Linked DNA regions of Homo sapiens: region 1 is linked to region 2. Evidence: chromatin contacts called from ENCODE Hi-C or POLR2A ChIA-PET data. All regions are on one chromosome and are shown on one strand. The core of a region is the stretch at or near the end of the contact, and the rest is flanking DNA. Distances in the headings are between cores, read along the strand shown.

Evidence for each region. Hi-C counts contacts between places; a loop is a spot of excess contacts on that map. ChIA-PET counts read pairs that join two places held with the same protein, here RNA polymerase II (POLR2A). Pooled maps may share reads with other maps.
Region 1: a loop to region 2 is called in a map of CD8-positive, alpha-beta T cell, with 19 times the contacts of the local background. The contact joins the promoter of EDEM1 here to the promoter of LRRN1 in region 2. A Hi-C loop is called at or near these places in 1 of 168 maps with a recorded cell type or tissue (CD8-positive, alpha-beta T cell) and 5 of 50 pooled maps. POLR2A ChIA-PET finds 5 or more read pairs at or near these places in 1 of 52 experiments (activated CD8-positive, alpha-beta T cell).

What each region holds. Positions count from the first base shown.
Region 1 is chr3:5,183,614-5,189,633 of GRCh38, reverse strand. It overlaps EDEM1 (ER degradation enhancing alpha-mannosidase like protein 1), which reads right to left and starts at 1,927. Exons shown (of 12, transcript NM_014674.3): 1 at 1,320-1,927. The coding sequence starts at 1,828. RefSeq lists enhancers at 939-988, 3,410-3,469 and silencers at 1,139-1,428, 1,479-1,648, 1,889-2,298.
Region 2 is chr3:3,795,495-3,801,191 of GRCh38, reverse strand. It overlaps LRRN1 (leucine rich repeat neuronal 1), which reads right to left and starts at 1,761. Exons shown (of 2, transcript NM_020873.7): 1 at 1,273-1,761. It overlaps LOC100130207 (a long non-coding RNA gene), which reads left to right and starts at 317. Exons shown (of 6, transcript NR_149025.1): 1 at 317-491. RefSeq lists silencers at 1,441-1,550, 1,691-1,780, 1,791-1,860.

The DNA.
Region 1 (6,020 bases), core at 678-3,177, 1.4 Mb before region 2:
GCGAGACTCCGTCTCAAAAAACAAACAAAAAATCTGGAAAGGCCAAATACTTTTTTTTCAAAATTTAATATTTTTTCTCAAAAAAATTGAGATAGAAAATACACTTATACGTATAAACGCTATGGTTAAGCAAGAAAAACTCATCGGTTTCCTAGAATTTTGAAAAGGCTCAGTCCTTTGAATTTAGCTTGGGATGTCCCCTTGCTTCGGTAGAAATCATGCTCTCAAACTGCAATTTAAAACATAAATGTGTAAATAACCACACCATTTTAAAAACCCAACTCCGTTTAGTCTATAGGCTTCCTTATCAGAACCTAAGGACTGGACTCCACTGCTTTCCTCCAGGTGAAGGAAAATGCTTGCCCCAGACGGTGCCAAGACACTGAGCAAACCAACTCCTCCACTCCCATCCAGGGGAGGGGAGTCAACTATTTGGACTAACAGGGTCTATGGCAATGCACATTCCTTCCCTACAGGTAAGAGGTCCTTAGCTGGGTGTACTGCCCTCTTGGACTTTGATGTCAACAGTGGTGACCCTTGGAGCTCAGCCTTTGCAAACAAGGCTGGTGAACAGGGAAGACTGCCTGACCTTCCCGGACAACCACGCCACCAGAGGCGGGGGATTTATAGACAGATCGTACAGGGCGATGACGTTGACAGTCAATCTGGCATCCAGTGAATTTCACCTCAAGTATCTGGACCCCAAAAGTGGGCCACATAGCTTCCCTCCCCACCACCTAACTATCCTCAGCCTAAGAAGCAGCCCCTGTGAAGGAGAGGCTGTAACCCCGTTCTGCCTCAAACTCAATGGACGGCTTTGGAGAAGTCAACTATAGGCTTTTTACATAGAAAAGACGTGGGTGTGGCAATGTGATAGAGGTGGGGGTGCGAGGTAAAGGCTTGTTCTGAGGCTGCGTTTACACGGGGGGCATGATGGAGATTTCATTTAGAGTTTATGCTCATCCGGAGGAAGGGGTCGGATGGAAGTGGAAAGCCCTCCAAGCCAGCCCTTGGCACTGCCACTGTCCCTTCTGGTCCTGGACCTCAGTATCCTCACGCGTAAGACACTGAGCTGGACAGCAGTTCTGAAGTTTGGAGATTCCGGGAGAATCAGGAGAGGAAGGCCACCGGCCCACCCCGCACCCTCAAGCTCGGGGGTCTTCACAGGGACTCACACGGGACAGGGCGCGGGAGCGCTGCCCGGGACCCTAACGGCCCTGGCGCCCTCGGGGGCCCCGGAGGACAGAGGGCTGCACCCCGGCGCGGAGGGCGGAAGGAAGCGCGTGGGCGCGCGGCCCCGGGCGGCGGGGGCTACTCACGGGTCCCCGCGGTCGGGCCCACGGCCGCGGCAGTGGATGGGGTTGAGCTCGTCCTGGGGGAAGGCGTGAGCCATGTAGTTGTCGTAGCCAAAGACGAACATGCCCCGTGCCAGGTCGCGCATCTGGGCACGCAGCTGCGGAGGGAAGGCGCCGCTGTAGCGCTTCTCGTACTCGTCCGGGCCGCGGCCCCGGCCGCCCAGCACGTAGCCCCAGTTGGCTGGGCCGCACATCCCCGGCCCAGGACGCCGCGGAGCCTTGCGCGGGCTCTGCGCTGCCCCGGTCCCCGGCGGCTGCAGCCACGACGGCCCGGATACCCCCCCAGGCCGGCCCACGGGCCCCGAGGTGGGCGACGCGGGGCCGTCGGGGCTCCTCAGACGCTGGAAGCCGAAGCTGAGCGGAAAGCGCTGGTAGAAGCCCATGCTGGGCCCCAGCCCGAAGACGAGCCACAATACTCCATGGAGGCCAAGCCGGAGGAGCACCAGCCCCAGGACGAGCGCTCGCCATTGCATGGTCGCGCGGGCGCCGCGGGCATTATTTTAAAGCGCGGGGGCCTCCCCGCCGACCACCGCACCCCGCGCTCGCCCCGTAGCCCGGCTCGCTTCCCCTTTAAGGAACTCCCCCGTGACGCACCAGGAACTAGCCCATCGTCCCCAACCCCCAGGCTCTCCGGCGGGCCGGCCAGGCCCCACGGTCGCCCGCCCAGTGGCCCGGGATTGGCCCGGCCTGGGCCCGGCCTCGCGGGGCGCGGCCCAGGACTCCCTCCCACGCAGTAGGCCGCCAGGACGTCCGCGACGCCCCGAGGCCCCGCCCCTCACCCGGGCCCCGCCCCAACTCCCAAGCCCCGCCCCCCTGGGCGGTCCGTAGCCCGATGGGCTGGCGTGGCGAGCAGGAGCCGCGCCGGCCCGCGAGGGAACTTCCAGCCAATGGGAGAGCGGCACGGCAGCGCCCGCCGGACGCTGGACACAGACGTGACCCCAGACCGCCTGGCCTTGGGTGGATCGGGTCTCTGGGCAGAGCGTGTGTCCGGCAGAGCTAGGACCGGAAAAAGCCACTCTAGGTCTAGGTTAGGAGTGATGACAGTTAAAAGATATATAAGGAAAAGAAGGAAAGGATCGTTTCTGTATAAAACGAGCTATTTTTGCATATCGAGCGCATAAGTTTTATAACTTAGGTGTCTGTTTATGGAGAGGGTGGGATACTACCTTTTAGCTCAAGGAGTGCACAAAACGGTATCATGAATTCTGCTCTTTTGATTCAAACACCCAACTTTGAAGAATCGCTCATGGTGCTTGTAAAACACGTATCCCCAGATCCCTCCCTAGACCTATCGAACAACTCCAACGGTCTCGGGAATGTGCGTGTAAGTACTCTTGGACAGTTCTTAGAAACTGGAAGTTTCAGGAAATACAAAGTTATGTTATATTGCTTTTGTCTCGGAAATAGGATTTTTTTAAAAGGGGGGGGCGGGTTGGGGGTGGGAATGAAGGCTCCCACCACCACCAAATTATTTACCAGATATATCTAAACATGTCTTCTCCTGTCCCTCCCATCCTACCATCTCTCCTGTGCACCCGCAATTAGTGACCTAACCTTTGAGGTGTGGGGTAGATTCCCAGTTAAATAACTTTACCCCTCTGTATCTACTTCCTATAATTAAGAAGATTGCAAATGTTAGCTCTAAAGGGCTATGGCTTTCACATAAAGATTCAATGGTTTAGGCGCTTATTTATTTTGCTTGCTGCATTTGGAGTTGGCTGTAAGTTTTGCCCTCCCTAAGTTTAGACCCTATGCCTGTTTCATCAGGGTTTCTGAAAAGCTTGGGAAGCAAGACCTGACTAGACCCCCAAATCTGATATTGGCTGAATGGCCGACCAATGGAGTGCATAAGAAGGTAAGTTGTCATGTGGCACTCTCATCACATTTTCAGGGTAGAGGACTTTCTGAAATACAGAGGAGGTGTAAGGGGAACTAAGAAAACACTTGATTACAGCACATGGTAGCTGGCACATAGGAAGGTCCTTACTGTTGGCTGAGCCTTGTTCTTTCCCAACATTGAGACATCGAGAGCAGCCCAAGCAGCAAAAAGATTACGAAGACAGCTTGAGCCAGGGTCTTTAGACTACACAGCTTCTGCTTTTTCCCCTCTGTGAAGGATGCCTAGGGACTGTGCTGGCAGCCCAGCTCCAGCCCTTGATCCTGAACTTCTGCCTTCCTGGAACTTGCAAACTGAATGTGAATATTCAGTTGCATGTTGCATGTTTCCTTCCGGGGCTACTTTATTGCAAATTTTAACTTAAATTTGACCTGGTTAACTGCAGGCCACATTGAGGACAGCTTCTGTCTTGATGTTAGAGAAAAACTCTTATAAAAATAAATCTTTTAATAACCAGAGAAAACCATCCAACTCCTGAAAGATGCTTTTCATAGTAAAACTGATGGTTTTCAAAACACTTTGACATGTGTGCTTATTTAATCTTCATAGAAAACTGTAAAGCTTATTCCACAAGCCATAATGGAAGAAATCAGGTTGGGGGCTCAATTCTCAGAGCCTGTTGGCTCTAGGCAGAAAGGGAGTTACTACACTTTAGGGCAATTTGCACTTCAAATAGCTGGCCCTTGAGCAGACAGGTCCCTCTGCTCTTTCCAAGCCACCCAAAAGCAATAGTTTTGACATTAGTGCCCTGCAAGGCATAGCCTAGGCATTAGGGTCTAGGTTCAGAAAGTGTTTCCTTCTGGAATGAAACTGAAATGAAAGAAATGGGTTATTTTGTGCTAGTCCTTTCGATTAGGACTCTCCTTAAGCTAAATGTACTGATAAGATTGGGACAACACCCATACCCAATCAGAAAACTCCAGTCTTGAAAATCAACTCTTTAAGATAAACAGTTTGATTTGTGACAGGTTTTCCGGTAATCTCACAAGCGCATCAGGGACTGATAAAAAAGGAAAGGAGGCACTTTTTCAGTGTAAAAATGGCTTTACTCTGGGGAATGCAAAGAGATGACAACTAAGAACTCACATTCAGAAGTCAGGTGTTCAAATCGTAGCTCTGCCCTAAGAGTGACCTTGGGAAGTTACTTTTCTAGGACTTGTTTCCTCATCCATAAAATGGGTGAGTGATGAGGACAATGTTTATCACAGTTGTGATTACATCATATATATATATAAAGTACTTACAACCGTGCTACATAGTGAGACCTATTAATACTTTTCAACTCTGAAACTTTTAAAACTAGCACCCGGCTGGGCGTGGTGGCTCACACCTGTAATCCCAGAACTTTGGGAGGCCAAGGCAGGCAGATCACTTAAGGTCCGGAGTTCAAGACCAACCTGGCCAAAATGATGAAACCCCATCTCTACTAAAAATACAACTACCCGGGCGTGGTGGTGGGCGTCTGTAATCCCAGATACTCAGGAGGCTGAGGCACGAGAATCACTTGAATCCAGGAGGCAGAGGTTGCAGTGAGCTGAGATAGCGCCACCACACTCCATTCTGGGCAAGAGAGTGAGACTGCGTCTCAAAAAAAAAAAAGTATTTCAAAAGCAGAGGTTTTGCAAAGCTGAAGGCCTAAAAAAAAGTATATAATTACAGTTCAAACTTATTTGATGGGCACAAATCCAAGTTTGTCAACATGCTCTGTTAGCAAGATACAGGATACTCGAGAGGCTGAGGCAGGAAGATCCCCTGAGCCAGTAGTTTGAAGCTGCGTTTCCTATGATCGTGGCTGTAAATAGCCAATGCAATTACCTGGGTAACAGTGAGACTTCATCTCTTTTTTAAAAAGGCATAGGGGACTGGGACTGGTAAAAACAAAAACTAGTACTTCCCGTGTGAAGGGTCATTTGGCAATTCCTAGTGTCAGAAAAAAATTACAACAAATTTACTTACAGATCTAACTGGCGTTTATTCATAACTTATGAATGGGGCAGCCTCCATTCTACAAAACAGAATGAAAGCTCCCAATGAGAAACAGCAGAATAGTGGGTTTTGTAAGATGAGAGCAAGGAAACAAAACAATGAAAAATAACTGATTGGTTAACATCGGGTTACTTTTTTTTTAAGGGTTAAAGAAGAAGGGACTTCCTTATTATTCTGATTCAGACAGACTGGGATTTTCTGTTTTCAGGAAAAACTGGTCTGTAAAGTTTCCATGTAACTGTGTGGCACTTAATATATGTAACTACTTTGGTCTGCTAGGACCTAGTGCAGAAACTCAGTCCACAAACAATGACCCCCCATAATTTTGGTTTAACGTTAGCACAAGTCGCCAGGCGCGGTGGCTCACGCCGGTAATCCCAGCACTTTGGGAGGCTGAGGCGGGTGGATCACTTGAGGTCAGAGTTCAAGACTAGCCTGGCCAACATGGTGAAACCCCATCTGCACTAAAACTACAAAAATCAGCTTGGCATAGTGGCACATGCCCGTAGTCCCAGCTACTTGGGAGGCTGAGGTAGGAGAATTGCTTGAACCCAGGAGGCGGACGTTGCAGTGAGTCGAGATTGCGCCACTGAACTCCAGCCTGATGACAGAGCAAGACTATCTCAAAAAGGAAGAAAAGATAGTGAGATTCCCTTCTAGCAGTTCTAACACCAAACCACTGAAACAAATATATGAACTATACATCAAAAATATTCATCATGCACATGCCCATACCATGCTCTAGCCTTTAGGTTACTGATGCTTCCAGAGAATATAGGAAT
Region 2 (5,697 bases), core at 512-3,011:
ACCATTTGTACCCCGGCCAGTCGTTCACTCACGGCCAGGCTCTGTTCTTGGCGCTGGGGCCGCGGCGGTGGACACGGCAAGCGAGGTCCCCTTCTCCTGGATCCGGCATCCGGGCCGAAGCGCCTGGTCCGCGTTTCCGCGCGGGCTCCCCTGGAACCGTCCCGGGACACGCGGCCCTCTCGCTGCTGGACTTTTCCCCGAGCCCCAGCTTGCCAGGCAGGGACTCCCTGGGCGGGCGGCGGGGAAGCGCCGAGTCGGCGGCCGCCCACACCCCTCTCCACGCAGCACAAAGGACACTCGCCGGCAAACTTTCCTCGCTTCTGACCCGGGCCGAGCCGGGAACTCAGCGCCAGCTCTGTTCCTGGCGGGGCTGAGGCTTCCCTCACATTCCAGGCCACCTGGCAAACGTCCTGAGGCTGCCACTCCTTCTGGGCTCAAGGCTCACGGGCTGAGGTCTGTCCCCGCGTGGAGCTCAAGGCTCACGGGCTGAGGTCTGTCCCCGCGTGGAGCTCAAGGCTCACGGGCTGAGGTCTGTCCCCGCGTGGAGCTCAAGGCTCACGGGCTGAGGTCTGTCCCCGCGTGGAGCTCAAGGCTCACGGGCTGAGGTCTGTCCCCGCGTGGAGCTCAAGGCTCACGGGCTGAGGTCTGTCCCCGCGTGGACCGCCGAGAGTTCGGTAGATCCTTCCCAAGGCTCTGACTTCAATACTTTCAGTGCCTTGTCAATTATACCCCTTGCCCCTTTCTCTTACCAAGGCCACCGCCAAGACACCCTTTTTCTTTCCTCTCCCCGTCGCCCGCCACCTTCCTTGCCCTCCTCTTGGCCCTCTTTCCAGCTCCCTGGGCCCCCTTTCCGCGCTGCTCTCCAGCCCCAGCTGCCTTCCCCGGTTCACATCCCGGCAGCCCTCCTCCCTCCCCGTCCCCGGGCACCTCCCTCCCCTGGTCGGCCCCTGAAATCCAGCAGGCTCGGCTCCGGTCACTGCCTTTTTTTGCCTGTTTCTATCTGGCCTGCCTTCCCAACTATCGCTCTCCCACACCTTTTTTTTTTTTTTTTTGGCAAGGGGGACGGGGGGAAACGGGGCACTATATTCTCGTTTCCCGACTTCGTCATTTTCCCCAGCTCCGTGAGCCGCGCCCCCTCGTCCCCCTCAGGCCCGCGATCTTACCCTGAGGTTCCCCAGACCCCGTAGGGTCTCCCACGCCACCAAGTTTGCCTCGACTTCCCCTCGCTGCCTCCCACACCTCCTGCCGCGGCGCGGCCGGCCAGGGACTTACCCCGAGGCCCAGCTGGTGGGGGTGTTGGGGTGCGCGCGGACCCGGCACCCACGGCGGCGGCGGCGGCAGCAGCAGCAGGAGGAGGAGAAAGACGAGGAGGAGGAGGAGGACTAGCTGAGCGGCGCCTCCTTCCCAGCCCGCAGCGCGCACTGGCTCCTTGGGGCACCCCCGGGAGAGCACCAAGACCGGAGACTAGGCGGCGACACAGGCAACCGCTGCTGCACGGGGCTGGGCTCAGTCGGCTCTCAGAGGCCAGGGCAGGGGGAGGCAGGACTGGGAAGGAGGGTCGGAGAAGTGGGGTGCAGAGGGCGGGGCAGCGAGCGGCCAGGTCCGGAGGAAGGCGCCCCAGGCGCCTAGGGATGCCGCCGCCCGGGCTGACGCCGTCGGCCCCTCTCCCCGCCAGGCGGGCGCTTGCAGCCGCGGGCGCACGGGCCTCGCCTCGTTCACCGGCTCGTTGCCGGCGCCCGCGGTGCGCCCCGCTTTGTGCTCCCCGCAGCCGGCGTGCACCTGGTGTAAGCAAAGGCGGTCAGCTGATGGGCCGCGCGCGGATTGGCTGCTCCGCCGTCTCCTCCCCTCCCGCCCGACCCTCTTCGCGGCCTCCCGCCCCCGCCCTCGGCGCGGCCCCGTGCTGGGCACCATCTGTGGACCGCCCAACAAAGGCGCAGCGCGGCGGGGCTCGGGTGGCCGGGCCGCGGTCGCCGCTTTTTGTCTAGGGGACGGCAGGCTGCGGCTGGGCAGGGAGGCGAAGCGCACTGCCGGTTTTTAGCAAAAGACAGACCAAAAGAAAATACACGTCCGTGCTAGGAGGCCAGCTAGGCACAATGGGGCCCCATCTCTTTGCGGCGTAGAACTCGGGCTCGGGGGCTGAGAACCAGACACAGTTCGGCCTGGGGCTGTGGGAGCCAAGTTTCGGGGTGAAATCCGACCCTGCGTCTTAAAATACAGGGCGCGTCCTCGGGCTGTGTGTGCGCGCCCGGGGGCGTCCTCCGCAGACCTGGCCCGGGCCGGTGTCCCTGCCGCGGGAAGGAGGATTCGGACGCTTAACTCAGCGGCGAAGTCGCTTCCCATTGGAGGAGGCTTTCCGAAAACGTTTCTGAAACTTTGAAATTACAGCTTTCTGATTTGTGAGGGGTGGAAGTTGTGTTTAAACAGGCGGCGAGGGACTGAGAAGGCAGTGTTAAGTGGAGGTGTCTCCGAGGAAGGGGAGGAGGGTGGGGACGGAATAGGTCTTCGGAAACTGCGCGTGAACCTGCGTCTCAGCTTCAAAGTCGCCAGCCGGAAGCAGGGCTTCAGAAAAGCCTTGGCACCCTTTATTGGGGGAATCGGCTTTAAGCGAAAGCATCATTAGCCCCTCAGTACTGAACAACTTCTGGCAGAGGAACGTGGTGACATTTCATTATGATGTCTAAACTTAGAACTTCTGGAGAATTTGGAAGGATACATTATTCGAGAATCATCCTTTGGATTCTTCAAAGCCACAGGATACATTCAATGTCAGTAACCATATTCTTGATCCCTGTAACATTTATTGGCGTTTCGCTTAGGTCTCTGATAAATGTTTGACGTCTTTGTGTGTCTTCACACTTTGTTATCCTGAAACTGTGTCATGTAGACATAAATGGTCACAGTTTGTCTTAAAAGTCTTTAGGAAAAGGTGATACTAGCACTTGGGCTAGAAGGTCGTGCAGAGCAGAGGAAGAAAAAGGCCCACTGCTGTCTACAAATGAATGGGAAGATTTAAGATCTTTCAAAGCAAGTTGAGTCTAGACCCTTGCCCAAGTTTTGTAACATGATTTTGTCTCTTTCCCCCCTTTTCATGCAGATTATCCATGGAGTTAGCATGCAGATAGCATGGAGTTTGTCTGATAGAAGTTGGGCTCTGGTGGAAGTACGGAAATTGAATGGTCAGGGAAAGATAGAATGCAGGTTTCTTAGGGAGTCTCTATTAGGTTTCCAGCCTGCCTTCCTGGGAGTGGAAGAGAGATGAGGTTGTGCCCTTCAAGGAGGAGCTTTACAGAGGTAGGTCTTGGAGGAGCAGTCGGAGCAATTAATGATGGTGAGAGTTGCTCTTGGGAGGCCAGATCTAGAACAGCCTCCAGGTTTTGGAAGAGACTTCATGAGAATGGTGTGAGTCAGGGACCAAGGTGTGAATTTTGAAACCAGGCCAACACTGCTTAGGTCCCAGCCCTGCAATTTATGAGCTGTGTCCCTAATGGCAAGTCACTTTATCTCTTTAAGGCTTAATTTCCTTGGCTCTAAAGTAGGGTTAATATCAGTACTTATCCCAAAGGATTGTGATGGTTAAGTGGGAGTAAACATGTAAAATGCTTAGGACAGTGCTTAGTATATAGTAAGCATTCAACGACAGATGTAAGCTCTAGGCATTATTAGGCAGGTATTGAAGACTAAAACAAGACATCAATTCAGACAGGTGGGATAATGATTCCGCATGTGACAGAATATCTCAAAGGCACTAGCTGCTCCAGTGGAGGAAATGGACTCTGTCTCTCCACTGTTCGATTCATTTCTTTTCAAATTAGCATATCATTTATTTAAACTAATTTCCCTCTTCCCCAAGGCAAGAGTGAGAAAGGCAGCTTTTCCCATTTCTACTTGACCACTGCATGCATTTGGTTCCAGACAGAGAGAAGAGCATTATCATTAGGAAGAAATGTGTGTCAGGGATGGGGGAAGGAATTTGGGTGAGAGGATGGGGCTTGCTGTGGACAGAAGAGGAAAAATGAGCATGACAATTATGAAAGAGTCTGAAATGTGGTGTAATTATTAGAAATTTGCTGAATTGCCTGAATTGGTAATTGGTCCAAATTTTAGAAATTACCCTTTTTTAACTCTGCAAAGGGGTTTCGGGACTGTCTTGTTAACTGACACTTAAAAGCTCCTTGTCATTGGGATGGATGAAGAGGAAACACGCATTTTTGCATCATTGGACGAAGAGGAATCAATGAACCAGCATAACCAAATCTCTTACTTGCTTCTTGCTTAAAGAGCTCAAATCCATCTGAATTACTCCTAATGAGCTCACCCAGTCCTGGGATCCTGAATTTATTAGTTAGTAAAAAAGCACTTAATAGTTATTTATTAAGGTGTGGTAGAAGACCTTGGAATTTTTGAAGGAGAACGGAATTGGAGACAAGAGCCCAAGAGTTCCCAGGAGAGCAAGGTCTTATTGTTGATGTAAAGAGTTCTTGCCCCTCGATTGGCTGTGTTGAGACACTACAAACCCCTCTGGATTCCCCTACCAGCCCCTTGAGGTTCTTTAGCTTTGGTTTGAAGGAACATTATCATTGGTGTTAGCCTAATTGTACTGATCTATGTGGTAAATGAGGAAAAAAAAGAAAGATGAAACTTCAGAAGACAGTCGTATTTGAATAATCTTTAGAAGAACATCTGTATTTTGAAAAGAAAATTATCATATGCCTCTTAAAACTGCAATTTTTCAAAGTTGAAAATATGTCTCTCTCTAATTGAAATATTAATAGAGTACCGGTAGTCAGAGTTCTTTCCAATTTCTGAACTGAAATTATGATTTTAAAACAACCACCACCAAGCTCTTAGAGGGTGATGACTGTAGCTTAAAATTTTGTGACTATTGTGATCATTGTTAACTTTCATACCAAATGTATTGTTTCTCTAAGAATTTTTGACAATGAGTGGGTTTACTACATATACGTAGTTCCTGTTCTTCTCGGGTTTTGTTTGTTTGTTTGTTTGTTTACTGCATATGAAACATCCCAACACAAAAAAGGGATTAATTGACGTTTCTGTAATTAAAACTAGTTTTTGCATTTAAGCTTAAAAATTTGACATAGAACTAAAGTGACCAACCATCTTAGTTTGCCTGGGAATCTCCAGGTTTTAGTCCTAAAAATCTCAACATCTCAGGTCACACCTTAGTCTTGGATAAACCAAGATGGTGGGCGGTTCTAAATAGAACTAACATTAATAGGTTTATGGTGCTGTTACAATTTTAGTTGAGTTGCAGCTTTGCAGATATATCAAATAATGTTTTATTCCTGACTGAATAAAGGGTCCTGTTTCCACTTGTAGAACTTAGTTGTTGCAGAGATGTTGACAGTCATTGTATTGGTCCATTTTCATACTGCTATGAAGAAATACCCAAGACTGGGTAATTTATAAAGAAAAAGAGATTTAATGGACTCATAGTTCCCATGGCTAGGGAGGCCTCACAATCATGGCAGAAGGCAAAGGAGGAACACAGGCACATCTTACATGGCAGCAGGCAAGAGACCATGTGCAGGAGAACTGCCCCTTAGAAAACCATCAGATCTTGAGACTTATTCACTATCATGAGAACAGCACAGGAAAAACTCACCCTCGTGATGCAATTACCTCCCACTGGGTCCCTCCCACGACATGTGGGGATTATAGGAGCTACAATTCAAG